Linked DNA regions of Homo sapiens: all the other regions are linked to region 2. The links are chromatin contacts, found by Hi-C or POLR2A ChIA-PET in ENCODE. All regions are on one chromosome and are shown on one strand. The core of a region is the stretch at or near the end of the contact, and the rest is flanking DNA. Distances in the headings are between cores, read along the strand shown.

What was found. A loop is a pair of places that touch in the nucleus more often than their neighbours do. ChIA-PET counts read pairs that join two places held with the same protein, here RNA polymerase II (POLR2A). Pooled maps may share reads with other maps.
Region 1: a pooled map shows a loop between it and region 2 (11-fold over the local background). The contact joins the promoter of ZNF573 here to the promoter of PSMD8 in region 2. A Hi-C loop is called at or near these places in 1 of 37 single-sample maps with no recorded cell type and 9 of 50 pooled maps. POLR2A ChIA-PET finds 5 or more read pairs at or near these places in 2 of 52 experiments (activated B cell and activated naive CD4-positive, alpha-beta T cell).
Region 3: a map with no recorded cell type shows a loop between it and region 2 (17-fold over the local background). The contact joins the promoter of ZNF607 here to the promoter of PSMD8 in region 2. A Hi-C loop is called at or near these places in 1 of 37 single-sample maps with no recorded cell type and 4 of 50 pooled maps. POLR2A ChIA-PET finds 5 or more read pairs at or near these places in 1 of 52 experiments (Caco-2).

Annotation. Positions count from the first base shown.
Region 1 is chr19:37,776,478-37,781,454 of GRCh38, reverse strand. It overlaps ZNF573 (zinc finger protein 573), which reads left to right and starts at 1,869. Exons shown (of 5, transcript NM_001172690.2): 1 at 1,869-1,911. RefSeq lists enhancers at 1,055-1,717, 1,576-1,925, 1,632-1,926, 1,718-2,381.
Region 2 is chr19:38,371,550-38,376,190 of GRCh38, reverse strand. It overlaps PSMD8 (proteasome 26S subunit, non-ATPase 8), which reads right to left and starts at 1,620. Exons shown (of 7, transcript NM_002812.5): 1 at 1,230-1,620; 2 at 1-31. The coding sequence starts at 1,589. RefSeq lists enhancers at 1,311-1,450, 1,081-1,711.
Region 3 is chr19:37,717,851-37,722,890 of GRCh38, reverse strand. It overlaps ZNF607 (zinc finger protein 607), which reads left to right and starts at 3,130. Exons shown (of 5, transcript NM_032689.5): 1 at 3,130-3,622. RefSeq lists silencers at 3,369-3,478, 3,539-3,628.

The DNA.
Region 1 (4,977 bases), core at 620-3,119, 590 kb after region 2:
AAGCACTTGAACCCGGGAGGCAGGAGAAGCACTTGAACCCGGGAGACAGAGATTGCAGTGAGCCGAGATCGCGCCACTGCACTCCAGCCTGGGCAACAGAGCGAGACTCCATCTCAAAAAAAAAAAAAAAGGTTTTCTCCAGATCATTTTTACATTTAATTATTCAGTCTGTTTTGACTATACCTTTAAGAATTAAGTAAATATAACTTTACTTCTACACACTATTAGTCAATGTACCTAACACAATTTATTGAATAAACCAGTCCATTCACAACAACATCAAAAGTACGTACATTTCCCAATGTAAATTAATACAGCCATGATGGAAAATAATATGGAGATTCATCAGAAACTAAAAATAGAATTACTATATGTTCCAGCAACCCCACCGGTGGGTGTATAGCTAAAGGAATTGAAATCAGCATGCTGAAGAGATAACTGCACTACCATTCACTGCAGCATTATTCTGCATTGGATACGGAAGCAACCTAGGTGTCCAGCATGTTATAAGTGGATAAAGAAAATGTTACATATTATATATATTATGTATATAACCTTATACACATATATATATGTATATATAAAGGAATACTATTCACTTTTTAAGAAGAGGAAAATCGGCCGGGCACAGTGGCTCGCGCCTGTAAATGCAGCATTTTGTGAGGCCAAGGTGGGTGGATCACCTGAGGTCAGGAGTTCGAGACCAGCCAGATCAACATGGTGAAACCCTGTCACTGCTAAAAATACAAAAATTAGCCGACGTGGTGGCGCATGCCTATAATCCCAGCTACTTGGGAGGCTGAGACACAAGAATCGCTTGAACAGGGGAGGCAGAGGTTGCAGTGAGCTGAGACTGTGCCACTGCACTCCAGCCTGGGTGACAAGAGCGAAACTCCGTTTCAAAAAATAATAATAAGTAAATAGATTTTTAAAAAATAAATAAAAAATAAAAATAAAACAAGGAAAATTCTGTCATCTGTGACAACATGGATAAACCAGGAGGACATTATGCTAAGTGAGAGAAGCCAGTAACAGAAAGATAAATACCAAATACCACATAAGTGGTATTTGTGGAATCTAAAAAAGTCTAACTCTTAAGAGGCAAAGAATGGTGTTTACCAGAGACTGAAAAATGGGGAAAAGGGAGATGTTAATTAAAACAGTACAAAATTTCAGTTAGTCAGGAGAAATAAACTTTGTTAATCGATTGCATAGAATAGCAACTACATAAATAATGTGTTGCATGTTTCAAAATTGCTAAAAGTAGATTTTAAATGTTTTCACCACAAAAAAGTGAGGTGATGGATTTAATTAGCTTGATTTAATCATTTCGCATTGTAAACATAGATCAAAACAGCATATTGTACCCTATCAGTATATAAAACATACAATTATTATTTGTCCATTTTTAAAAAGTTACTTTTCTCATACCTTATAACAAGACTGGACTTCCTCAGGGGACACAGAGCAGAGTCCCCGCCCTCGGGAGCTCATAACCGATCCCCCACGCTCGCCCTCGCGGCCACACTTTGAAAGCCCTCCCCTACCGGCTCTACACTCAAACAGCCCGAGGCTTCGGGCAGCCTCGAGTTCGGATTCCACTTCTCAGCCTTCTGGGGTCACTGAAACCCTCAGAACTCCGAGGACAAGTCGGACACGCCTTCGCCTCAGCCATCTTCGCCAGCGCAATAAGTCTCTGTGTCTTCACACTCCTGGTAGAGGGAAAACTAAAACCTCCGGGAGCCAGCGTCCGGCGGTGCCTGCAATCTAACCGGGATTTGGGGTTCCGAGCCACTTTTCCCACAAGCCACCGCGGTCATGGAGCTTTAGGCTTAAACTACATTTCCCAGAGGGCAACGGGAACACCCAATCTATGGCTTCCCTTCCGTTTTCGCGTGGTTCTTTTGCAAGGTGGGTTGAACTCATTTCAGTATATAACAGGCACAGAGTACTCGCAGGGAGGGCTCTGGGCAATCAAGTTACGTTGGAGCCCAACCTAAACCAGCCGGGGTGGTGGAGGAAGCCCTTTAACCGTGGAAGCCTCTAGTGTGGACGGCCAGTTGTTATCGGAATCTCAGGCCCGTGGGTGCATGAACAGCAGAGGAGGGTATTTGAGTGCGCACGTGAGAGAATGTTGTATATGTCAGATGGGGAATGTTTGAGAGTGTGTGACAGAGAAACTGCGTGTGAGAGGCTGGGATGTGCCTCCTTGACGGTGGGTGCGGTTGTGAGGCTGTGACAGGTGAGTGAGTGGCTGTGCTTGCGTGACGGGGATATGAGGTGCTTGTCCTTTTCATGTACGTTGATTGCGGTGGCACTGCGGTGTCACTTTGAGTCTTGGCTGTAGGTTCCCGGCTGCTGCTTCTCTCCTCCCTCCTCACAGCTGCTTGCGGCTGACACACACAAAAAATGTCTGCAAGAGGGAAGTTGGATACTGAACTCTACATCAAGTTTTCCAGCAAGAAGGCATTGACTTGCTGTGAGATTGGAAACGCCTGGGAGGTTATTTCTTTGTGAGCTCTGAGAGCGAGCTACCTGTCTCAGAACCTCGTCTTTCCCAGAGCTCTGACCCCAGGAACCTGCTGTGAACTCATACCCAGATTCCAGCCTCTCTCCTACCTCCATGTGTTAAAGTGTGTGAACAGGGAAGGCGTGGAGGGTATTGTGTAAGGAGGCATTCCGTGCTTCAAGGAAAGGCCTGATAACTCATGATTTTTTTCTCCCTCCCTGGTCCTGCTATTCCTCAAAAGGACTCTAATGAGGAGGAAAAAAATTCTTTCACATCTAAAACTCAATGTTTAGGCTAGTTGGCTTTTTTCTTTCCTAAGGTTACTGGTTTTAGAGTATGTTTTACTTCATCTGAAATGTGTCTGAATGTCCTAATACCAATCTGCTTTCTTTCCAGTAGATGTTGGGAGCCATTGAGCTGAATCTCATTAACGTTCTCATATTTGGCCGGGTGTGGTGGCTCACGCCTGTAATCGCACCATTTTAGGAGGCCAAGGCGGACGGATCACTTGAGGTCAGGAGTTCGAGACCAGCCTGGCCAACATGACGAAACCCCATCACTACTAAAAATACAAAAATTAGTCTGGCGTGATGGTGCATGCTTGTAATCCCACCATCTTGGCCAGGCTGGTCTCGAACTCCTGACCTCATGATCCACCCGCCTCGGCCTCCCAAAGTGCTGGGATTACAGGCGTGAGCCACCGCACCCAGCCTTATGTGGATTATTTTACTTCATCTTCAGACTATTTTATATGCTAAATGACATTTTCTCCCAATTTACCAATGAGACTTTAAGACACATTTTATTAAGTATCAGAGCTTAAATCTGAAAGTCATATCCTAAAAGACTAACAACAGAATTTGTATTAGTTACTTCAAGAGACCACCTCTTAAATATTACTTTTTTTTTTTTTTTTTTTTTGAGACAGAGTCTCGCTCTGTCGCCCAGGCTGGAGTGCAGTGGTGCGATCTCGGCTCACTTGCAAGCTCTGCCTCCCGGGTTCAGGCCATTCTCCTGCCTCAGCCTCTCCGAGTAGCTGGGACTACAGGCGCCCGCCACCACGCCCGGCTAATTTTTTGTATTTTTATTAGAGACTGGGTTTCACCGTGGTCTCAGTCTCCTGACCTCGTGATCTGCCCGCCTCGGCCTCCCAAAGTGCTGGGATTACAAGCATGAGCCACCACGACCGGCTTTTTTTTTTTTTTTTATGACAAAGGCTTGCTCTATGGCCAGGCTGGAGTGCAGTGGCGCAGTCTCGGTTCACTGCAACCTCTGCCTCCTGAGTTCAAGCAATTCCCCTGCCTCAGCCTCCTGAGATCCATTATATCATTATTATGTCTTTGCATCCTCATAGCTTAGCTTCCACTCATAAATGAGAACATGTAATGTTTGGTTTTCCATTCCTGAGTTACTTCACTTAGAATAATGGTCTCCAACTCCATTCAGGTTGCATCCAATGCTGTTATTTCATTCCTTTTTATGGCTGAGTAGTATTCCATAGTGTATATATATGTGTACGTACACCAAATTTTCTTTATCCACTTGTTGATGGGCATTTAGGCTGTTGCCATATTTTTGCAATTGTGCTGCTATAAACGTGTGTGCAAGTGTCTTTTTCATATAATTACTTCTGTCTGGGTGCAGTGGCTCACACCTGTAATCCCAGCATTTTGGGAGGCTGAGGCCAGCAGATCACTTAAGGCCAGGAGTTCGAGACCAGCCTGGCCAACATGGTGAGACTCCTGTCTCTATCACTGAAAAAAAAATAAAATAATTTTATATAATGACTTCTTTTCCTCTGGGTAGATACCCATTAGTGGGATTGCTGGATCAAATGGTAGTTCTACTTTTAGTTTTTTAAGGAATCTTCATACTGTTTGTCATAGTGGTTGTACTAGTTTTTGTTCCCACCAGTAGTGTAGAAGTGTTCTCTCTTCACCACAACCATGGCAACATCTATTATCTTTTGATTTTTTAAAATTATGGTCATTCTTAGGGAGCAAATTGGTATCACATTGTGATTTTTATTGGCATTTTCCTGATCATTAGTGATGTTGAGCATTTTTTCATATGTTTGTTGACCATTTGTATATCTTCTTTTGAGAATTGTCTATTCATATCCTTAGCCTACTTTTTGATGGGATTATTTGTTTTTTTCTTGCTGATTTGTTTGAGTTCCTTGTAGATTCTGGATGTCAGTCCTCTGTTGGATGTACAGTTTGTGAATACTTTTTCCTATCCTGTGGGTTGTCTGTTTACTCTGCTGATTATTTCTTTTGCTGTGCAGAAGCTTTTTAGTTTAATTAAGTCCCATCTATTTATCTTTACTTGTGTTGCATTTGCTTTTGGGTTCTTGGTCATGAACTCTTTGCCTAAGCCAATGTGTAGAAGAGTTTTTCCAATGTTATCTTCTAGAATTTTTATGGTTTCAGGTCTTAGATTTAAGTCTTTGATCCATCTTGAGTTGA
Region 2 (4,641 bases), core at 371-2,870:
TTGGCAAGAAGTTGAGCTCCAGAAGAACTAGCTGATGGGGAGGGGAGGGAGGGAAGAAAGAAAAGAAGGGAATTCAAATACAGATGACTTACCTGCTCTACGCTCTGGTCTTCCCACTTGGAAAATGGAGCTAACCATCATCCAGACTCATGAGGAATGCTTTCTCATAAAGCACTCAGAACAGGGCCTGAGCACGCAACACATGCCCATTTAAGATTACATCACATTACAATTATTAATAGCCCCACTGGGGAAACAAGGAGGGACACTCAGTGCCTGACCCAGTGGAATCACGCGGCGGTGGGGACAGGAGTACATTCCATTCTTGGCCCATCTTCCCCACAATCTATTGGGGAAGGGGTAGCTGGGCTATCCCCAAAATCTATATCTGGGAGGGGGAGGTCCAAATCTCCCCCCACAGTTCAGCCCATACATCTTTCCTTAGCAGGCTCAGCAGCTTGTTCCAAGCCACTGGATTTACACTCCCTCCCAACAGATGTTTGGTCTGAAGCACTCTGGGCCCCGTATTCTTGTTCTCTACTTGTAAGAATATTTCTTCTAGGTTCAGTCCTGCCTTCACAACTAGGCTGCCCCCTCTCCCAACAGATGCGAGCCTAAGCCCCAGATCTCTCAGATCCTAACCCAGCCTGGTCTTAACCACACACCCTCTACACAGCCCACCTTTTCAGCCTCATTCTTTTATCACTCCGGGCAGTCCTCACTTCCCACTTGGTCTTGCCTGGAATCCACCATCAGGAAAAGCCCGAATCCCAATCCTGCCACTCCGACCAGTTAAGCCTCCACGCACCAAAAATCTAACCCCTCACTCAGTTCTGCCATAAGTCTTCCAATCATTCCCCCACCACCCCCGCGTGGGTCCATTCCAGTCATCTCTCACTTAAAAAAAAAATGTAGAGACAGAGTCTCGCTATGTTGCTCAGGCTGATCTTGAACTCCTGGGCTCAAGCGACGCTCCCCCGCCTCGGCCTCCCAAAGCGCTGCGATTACAGGCGTGACCATCAACGCTCCCTGTCCCTCTCTCGCTTCTTGACGCCCTCCGAGCCCCCACTTTGGCTGTTCCAAATCTTTCACCCCATCGGATCCCCCAGCCCGCCTCAGTCTCGCTGGCACCGAGGTGGCTTCCGCGGCCCGGGACTTGGTTGGGTCCAGACACCTCGTAGCGCCTCCCACGCCCGCAACACTCGGTTTCCTGGGCCTGCCGACTTTACCTTGAGTCGACCCAGCTCTTCCCCGCACTTGCTAAGATTGGGGCTTTTACGGTTCCACTCGCCCTTGAGTTGCTCGTACATGCCGGTCGCGGCCTGCAGAACAGCGCCCGAGGTTGCCGCGGGCCCGGAGCTCGAGAAGCCTGCCGCCCCGTTCACCGCCGCGGCCGCCATCTTGCGTGATGCGGCAAGCAGACCGCCTGATTTACGGCAGCGCCGCCTACAAACGCTTGCCCGGCGGAAGTGGGGCCGAGAGGTGGAGCCCAAGGCCCGGGGCGGGGCTACAACCTGCCTCAGCCCGCCCCGGGTAGCCCGCCGTCGCTCTCGAGGTGGCGCCCTCGGAGCCCTGCCCTTAATGAACATGTCAGTTGGAGCTCCGCCTCTGTCGTCACTCAAGATGGTGACCGGAAGTTGGCTTTTGCCCTAACTGAAAATGACAGCTGTCTCAACACCACCCCCCCTACCCACCTCACGGTTCCAATAATGAACATGGCTGCCCTGGCTTCAGTCTGAGTGCTCGGGACGCTACGTAGCTGTCCTGGAGGTTCCGCCTTCGGGGCAGCGTCTCCAAGCCAAAAGGTAGCGGGTGTCGTGCCATTTGGAGAGCTGTGTTATTCTCATTTTATAGACAGACTGAGAGGCTGGGTAACCTTCCAAAGGACTAACAGCTAGGATGTGTACCTGGGGCTCCCTCTCCAGTCTTTTTCAATGCATCCTTCCACATTTTTTTCCCAAGCTTATATGAACTAACTAGTTACAAAACTCATCCAGCTCTATGGCTTTCAATGTCATGTGTAAGTGGAGGATTCACAATTTTTTTTTTTTGAGACGGAGTTTAGCTCTTGTTGTCCAGGCTGGAGTGCAATGGAGCAATCTTGGCTCACTGCATCCTCCGCCTCCTGGGTACAAGTGATTCTTCTGCCCCAGCTTCCCAAGTAGCTGGGATTACAAGCATGTGCCACCACGCCTGGCTAATTTTCGTATTTTTAGTAGAGACGTAATTTTAGTATTTTTAGTAGATGTTGGTCAGGCTGGTCTCCAACTCCTGAACTCAGGCGATTCCCTGGGCCCTGGCCTCCCGAAATGCTGGGATTACAGGCATGAGCCACCTTGCCTGGCCAGTATTCACAACTTCTTATACCAACTTCTTCCTCCACTGATTGATATTACATCTGCACATTCAACATCGCTTTTTCTCTCTTTTTAAAAAAAATTAAATTTTTTATAGAGACAGAGTCTCATTATACTGCCCAGGCTGGTCTCGAACTCCTGAGCTCAAGCGATATTCCTGCCTTGACCTCGCAAAGTGTTGGGATTAGAGGTGTGAGCCACTGCGCCTGGGCAGCACGTTTTTCTCAAACCCGACTTTCACTCTCCGTCTCCACCATTTAGAATGTCATCTCCATGAAGGCAGGACGATTTCCTTCACTACTGAATTCCCAGTATCTCAGTGCTTGGCAAATATTAGTAGACAGTCAATAAATATTTGTTGGCCAGGCATGGTGGCTCATGCCTGTAATCCCAGCACTTTGGGAAGCCGAGGCAGATAGATCACTTGAGGTCAGGAGTTCGAGACCAACCTGGCCAACATGGCGAAACCCCATCTGTACTGCAAATACCAAAAAAAAAAAACAAAAAAACCAGCTGTGCGTGGTGGCACACACCTGTAATCCCAGATACTCAGGAGCCCGAGGCAGGAGAATCGCTTAAACCCAGGAGGTCAGCTTGTAGTGAGCTGAGATTGTGCCGCTGCACTCCAGCCTGGGTGACAGAGTGAGACTCTGTCTCAGAGAAAATAAATAAATAAATGTAAAAATACCAAAAATTTGCCGGGCGTGGTGGTGCACATCTGTAGTACAGCTACTTGGGAGGCTGAGGCAGGAGAAGCACTTGAACCCGGGAGGCAGAGGTTGCAGTGAACTGAGATCGCCATTGCACTCCTGCCTGGGTGACAGAGCGAGACTGTGCTCAAAAAAAAAAAAAGAAAAAAGAAAAAAAGAAAAAGAAAGAAATTATATATGTGTTGAATTAATGAGTAAATTAATATGTGAAAGAAGTTGTGGTGGTAAAAAATGTTTTAAACAAAAATGATGGCCGGGTGTGGTGGCTCAAGTCTGTAATCTCAGCACTTTGGGAGGCTGAAGTGGATGGATCACCTGAGGTCAGGAGTTTGAGACCAGCCTAGCCAACATGGTGAAACTCCGTCTCTACTATACAAAAAATTATCTATCCAGGTATGGTGGCGGGTGCCTGCAATCCCAGTTACTCACTCGGGAGGCTGAGGCAGGAGAATCACTTGAACTTGGGAGGTGGAGGTTGCAGTGAGCCAAGATCGCACCATTGCACTCCAGCCTAGGCAACGAGCAAAACTCCATCTCAAAAAAAAAAAGAAAAAGACACAAATAAACAAAATACCACGTTGATATGGCCAGGCCAGGTGGCTCATGCCTGTAATCCCAGCACTTCGGGAGGCTGAGGCGGGCAGATCACGAGGTCAGGAGATGGAGACCAGTCTGGCTAACACAGTGAAACCCCGTCTCTACTAAAAATACAAAAAATTAGCCGGGCATAGTGGCATGCGTCTGTAGTCCCAGCTACTCAGGAGGCTGAGGCAGGAGAATCGCTCGAACCCAGGAGGCGGAGGTTGCAGTGAGCCGAGATCACACCACTGCACTCCAGCCTGGGTAACAGAGCGAGACTCCATCTCAAAAAACATAAATAGTTTCAAGTATGAGGGGAAATCCAGTCTCTGTCACTCTATCTTGGCTGGAAGTGCAGATGGTGATATTTAAATAACATGTTGACTTGGCTGATACAGGATTATGATGTGTTCACCTGGACCATGAGGTGACTCGGTAGAATCTTGGTGGTGGAAACAACCTTAGCCAGCAGCCCTTACACACATGAGTGTTGCCAACTCTTGTTATTGTCAAATTTCATCAGGTTTTTGTGCTACCAACCATGCCTAGTCAATGCCAACCCCAATGTATTCCTCCAACCCAACACTCTGGGTGAGCACCAACTAGGTGCAATCTCATACCTTTCCTCATTCGCTCCTTCATTCATTCATCTATTAATGCTGACCAAATGCCTACCATGCAACAGGGTATTTTTTTACTCATTTATTTCCTCCTGCCTTCATTCCTCCATCTTGTCAATTCATTGGTCACTACGCATCCATCCAGATTATGGACTGTATAACTAGCCTCAGATGGTGAGGGGAGTTGTCCTGAGGTCAGAGACTGCACTCTGAGGAGGACAGAGAAGAAAAAACTACAGAGAAATGAAGGCTGAATCCTGTGGACCTTGGGACTTTGGATCAAACTGTACCTGAAGCCTGTAAATTACCATTTTCATGTAGACCATTTGAGGGAAATATTTGCTACTTGCAACTAAAATAAGAATCCTGACGTCT
Region 3 (5,040 bases), core at 1,881-4,380, 650 kb after region 2:
ATTAACTTTAATTCTGACTCTTCATTTCTTGTTTAGATACAAATTTCTGATTCTGTCCTATTCTTTCTCAAGAATTTTCTTTAACATTTCTTATAAAGAAGATCTGCTAACAACAAATGCTCTCAGTTTTTACTTGTTGAAAACTCTGTATTTCTTTTTTATTTCTTTTGGTAACAACTTTGTATATAATTCACATTCCATCCAATTCACTCATTTAAAGTGTAAAATCCAGTAGTTTTTAATGTAGTCACAAAGTTGTGAAACCTTCAACACAGTTTTATAACATTTTCATCACGCCAGCATGAAAGCCTTTAGCCACCATCCCAATTCCTTCTGCCACCGTTCAATTTAGGAAACAATTTACTTTCAGTCTCTATAAATTAGCCCACATTGGAAATTTTATATGAGAAGAAATTTCACATAGAAGGAATCATAAATATGTGGTCTTTTGTACCAGCTTCATTCACTTAGCATAGTGTTCAAGGTTGATCTATGTTGTAGCTTGTATCAGATCTTCATTTCCTTATATTACCAAATAATAGTCCATTGTGTAGATATGCCACATTTTACTTATCTACTTATAAAATGAAGAACAATTGGGTTTTCTTTCCAGTTTTGGCTATCATGAATCATGCTGCTATAAATATCTGTGTACAAGCTTTGTGAGAACATATGGTTTTGTCTTGAGAATATACCTAGGACTAAAATTGCTACATCGTATGGTAACTCTACATTCTTCTGAGGAACTGCCAGACTGTTTATACAGTAGTTCTACCATTTTCCAGTGACACCATCAATGTATATAGGGTTCTATTTATCCAAATCCTATCCAAAATTTGTTATTGTATATTTATTTGATTTTAGTCATCCTAAGTAGTATATCTCATTGGGGTTTTGGGGTTTTGATTTACATAGTCTTTTTCTTTGTTTCCCAGGCTGGTTTCGAACTCCTAGGCTCAAGCAATCCTCCTGCCTCGACCTCCCAAAGTGCTGAGATTACAGGCATGAGCCACTGCTCCTGGCTGATTTGCATATTCTTAATGATTAATATAGAACATGTTTTCAAGTATTTAGTAGCCATGTGTATACTTTTTTTTTTTTTTTGAGAAATGCTTATTCAGTTACTTTGCCCATTTTTGTTGGGCTTTTTATTATTGAGTTGCAAGACTTCTTTATATATTCTAGATACAAATCCCTTATTGGATACATAATTTACAAACAATTTTTCTCACTCTTTGGGTAGCTTCTCACATTCTTGGTGGGTTTTGAAGCACAATGTTTTACAATTTATGTCCAATTTCCTTTTTTGATGTTGTTGCTTGTGATTCTGATGTCACGGTTAAGAAACAATTGCTGACTATAAAGTCCAGAAGATTTATGCCTACATTTCCTTCTAAATGTTCTACTGTTTTAAGTCTTACACCTAGGTGTTTGATCCATTTTGAGTTGATTTTGTATATGGTGAGAGGCAGGGAACTCAATTCATTCCTTTCTATGTGCATCTCTAATTCCAGTCTTTTCAACAAAGACTACTCTTCCCTTCCTTAAAATGCCTTGGTATCCTTGTTGAAAATAGTATGTGGAGCCGGGCGCAGTAGCTCATGCCTATAATCCCAGCACTTTGGGAGGCCAAGGCGGGCAGATCATCTGAGGTTGGGAGTTCGAGACCAGCCTGACCAACATGGTAAAACCCTGTCTCTACTAAAAATACAAAATTAGCTGGGCATGGTGATGCATGCCTGTAATTCCAGCTACTCAGGAGGCTGAGGCAGGAAAATCGCTTGAACCTGGGAGGTGGAGGTTGCAGTGAGCCAAGATCGTGCCATTGCACTCCAGCCTGGGCAACTAGAGCAAAACTCCGTCTCAAAAAGAGAAAAAAGAAAAAGAAAATAATATGTGGAGTCAATTTAATCCATTGATCTATGTGTGGTATTTCTGAGAGATTATTCAGGAGATTCAGGAGCAACAAATCCAAGAACTAATTAAGAGAAGAAAAAGTGATCAATAAGTTCTTAAATTGTAACTTTAATAGTTTTTTTTCCTTGACTATTTGTATTTTTGAATGGTGATTTTTTAGTTTTGTTCCTTTTCCTCTTAGGGTATAGACAAATATTTTTTATTTTTAAATTAATTTTACTTATTTATTTTTTGAGACAAGGTCTTGCTCTGTTGCTCAGGCCAGAGTGCGGTGACACCATCATACCTCACTGAAGCCTGAACTTCCGGGCTCAACTGATCCTCCTACCTTTGTCTTTGGAATAGCTGGGCCCACAGGCGTGTGCCACCACACCAGGCTAACTTTCATTTTTGGTAGAGTTTGGGAGGAGGAGAGGGGTGTCTCACTATGTTTCTTAGGCTGGTTTTGAACTTCTGGCCTCAACTGATCCTCCTGCCTTGGCCTCCGAAAATGCTGGGATTAAAGGCGTGAGCCACCGTGCCCAGCCTGTATTCATCAATATTTTATTAAGCCAAAGAAACAGGAAATTCGGACTATTAAATATTTGTCCGTTTTAGCTGTTGTAAATATTTCCCCCAAATTTACTTACCTAAAAATTTTTCTTATTCGTTTTTTACCATTTGGAAATTTTGGATGCTTCTAAATAACTATGAAGATTTACAAAGTATTACATGAAGGATCAAAAAAATTTTTTAAATTTCTTATTTTATCTTCAAGAAGCCTATTCCAGAACAAAAATAATAAAACTATTTAGCAGTTATTTCTTCAGATGATTTTTTAGTCAAATTTTTAGTCAAATATATTCGTGTCCAAAGATGAAGAACATAATGTCATGTATTGAAGAATGTGATGGAACTTCAAACCCTCATATAGGACGTGAGTCCATTTACTTAGCGCTTGACGAGACAAGCTGGGCCTGTCGGGTGGTATTAAAAGTCCCAGTCCCATGTGTTACCAAGGAGGCCGGCTCTACCTCAGGAGCCATGAGGGTTTCGGCGCCCCACCCTGAGGAGCTCACACCCATCCAGCAGGTGATCCCTTCCGAGGCTACCTGGATCAGTTTCTACTCAGACTCGCCTCCTACTGGCCCTAAGAACGCACTAACTCCACCCTAAGCCTCAGGCCAGGGGCCCAGTAGTGGCCGATCTGCGCATGCGCACTCGAGGCAAGGCGGCCACTCCCAGAAGTCTCCGGGGCTCGAGCGGTGGGTGGGAGGCGCGGTCCAAGTGGTCGCTGCCGTATTTCTCGTAGGTTTTTAGGATTCTGGACTCCATTTCTCACCGGTACCTGCGGTCCTGACTGTTCTGGCTTGGACTACATATTACAAAGGCAACGGAGAAAACTTGGACCCCTGGCTCCGGTTCCGGGACCTTTTGGTTCCACCTGAAGAAGGCGGCGCAGGTCACTGCGGGAGCCTCTGCAGCCCCAGCCCGCCGCCCGCGTGGTACCCTGCGTGGCGGTGAGAGTGGGGCTGCAGGAGGCGCTCAGAGCGCGGAGGCCCCCAGGCGGGCCGGGCGAGTCTCCCGCCTCCTCAGGCCCTAGGGTGCTGGAGCTGCGGAGGAGGGGCCCGTCTCTAGGAGACAGGCGGGGAGCGTGAGAGACCGCGCAGCGGCGACAGGACCGGCTTGCCTGTGTGACGTGGGTGCAGTTGCGGGACTGTGAGGGGTGCGTAGTCGACCTTGTGTGACCTGTACATGCCGTGTGTGTCCTTTGTAAAGCGTGCTTCGCTGGGCTCTGTGGGGTCTATTGACCCTTGGCTCCAGGTTCCCTGCTGCTTCCTGTGCCTTCCTCAGCCTAGTACGACTACAACAGAGAAATGGTCCCAATGGGAAATCAGATACTGAGTCTTAGATGAAGATTTCCAGTGAGAAGAAACAGATAGGATGAGAAGCTTAGAAGAGTAATTGCCCTTAAGAAAGGTATGATAGATTCTGTTAAATAAAAAAGTATTCAGTGACACTTGTTAAAGCATGCAAAGAACCCTTTATTCAGGACCATGGTGGTAGGTATTGGGATCCCGGCTGTGAGATTTTGCAGTGGGTAACAGACATTGGGCTCAACTCCGAATTCAGCATGAACAAGTGGGAATTTATAGCCAAGAAGGTTAGGGATCACTGGATGAGAAATTACTAAGAGGAAATGTCTGGGTTAAGGAAGATTCTGACTAAACGCACCTAACAGGATTATTTCTGGAGAGAGAGACCTGGGGGACGGTGGAGGATGAAGATACGGAGGCGAAAGGGTCTTGCTAAACTGACTTAGAATAGTTCTTTGCTATAGCCAGATTTTACAGTGAAGTGTACAGATGGGCCTAGCTGAAGGTGTAGTAGCCTGACTAAAATTTGGTCTGGCAGGGTTTGTCAGTTTCGAGTGTAGGATTCCCTCCTGAAAAGGGTTGTTACTCCGCCCCCACCTCCCGGTTCTTGGAGTTTCATTTACATGTTTAACAAACACGGCCTTGAATTCTGACCCCAAGAACCTGCAGTGAAGGATGATTGCAGGTTCCATCCAACATACTTCCTTCTGGTCGTGTGTATGAAATTACGCGCCTGCAGCCTTGGAGGGGGGAAACATAAGCGCTAAGTATTATGAGGCAATTTTGGATATTCCGTTTTGGATTTCTGTAGATCAAAAGCAACAAGAATATGAACTTAGCCGTGATGTGAAGGAAGTGAGCCAGAATTTAAGTTTTCCAAAATAGGAATTCTCGGTCATTGGTGTACTGTCTGTAGACCAATGCCCTTATGGGCATAAGGGACATCACAAACCCCCTGAAATTCTATAAAGAATTCCTGTACATGTTTGTTAATTTGCATTTTTCTAGGATGTCCATAATCCAAATTATTTAGACTCAGGTTTTAGATCTGGAATCAAAGAGTTTTATACCTTTGAATGGTTTTGCAGAAAACTAATGAACGAGATTATGGGAATGGTTAAGAAAATTATACAGCGTCCAAGGGATTGGATATTATACAAATAATAAGATTTATGTTTGTAAAGAATCTGTCACAGGATAAATAGCTGTGATCTAATGTTTAACACTATTTAGAGTTACAGTGGTGGATCACAGTTCTCAAACTATA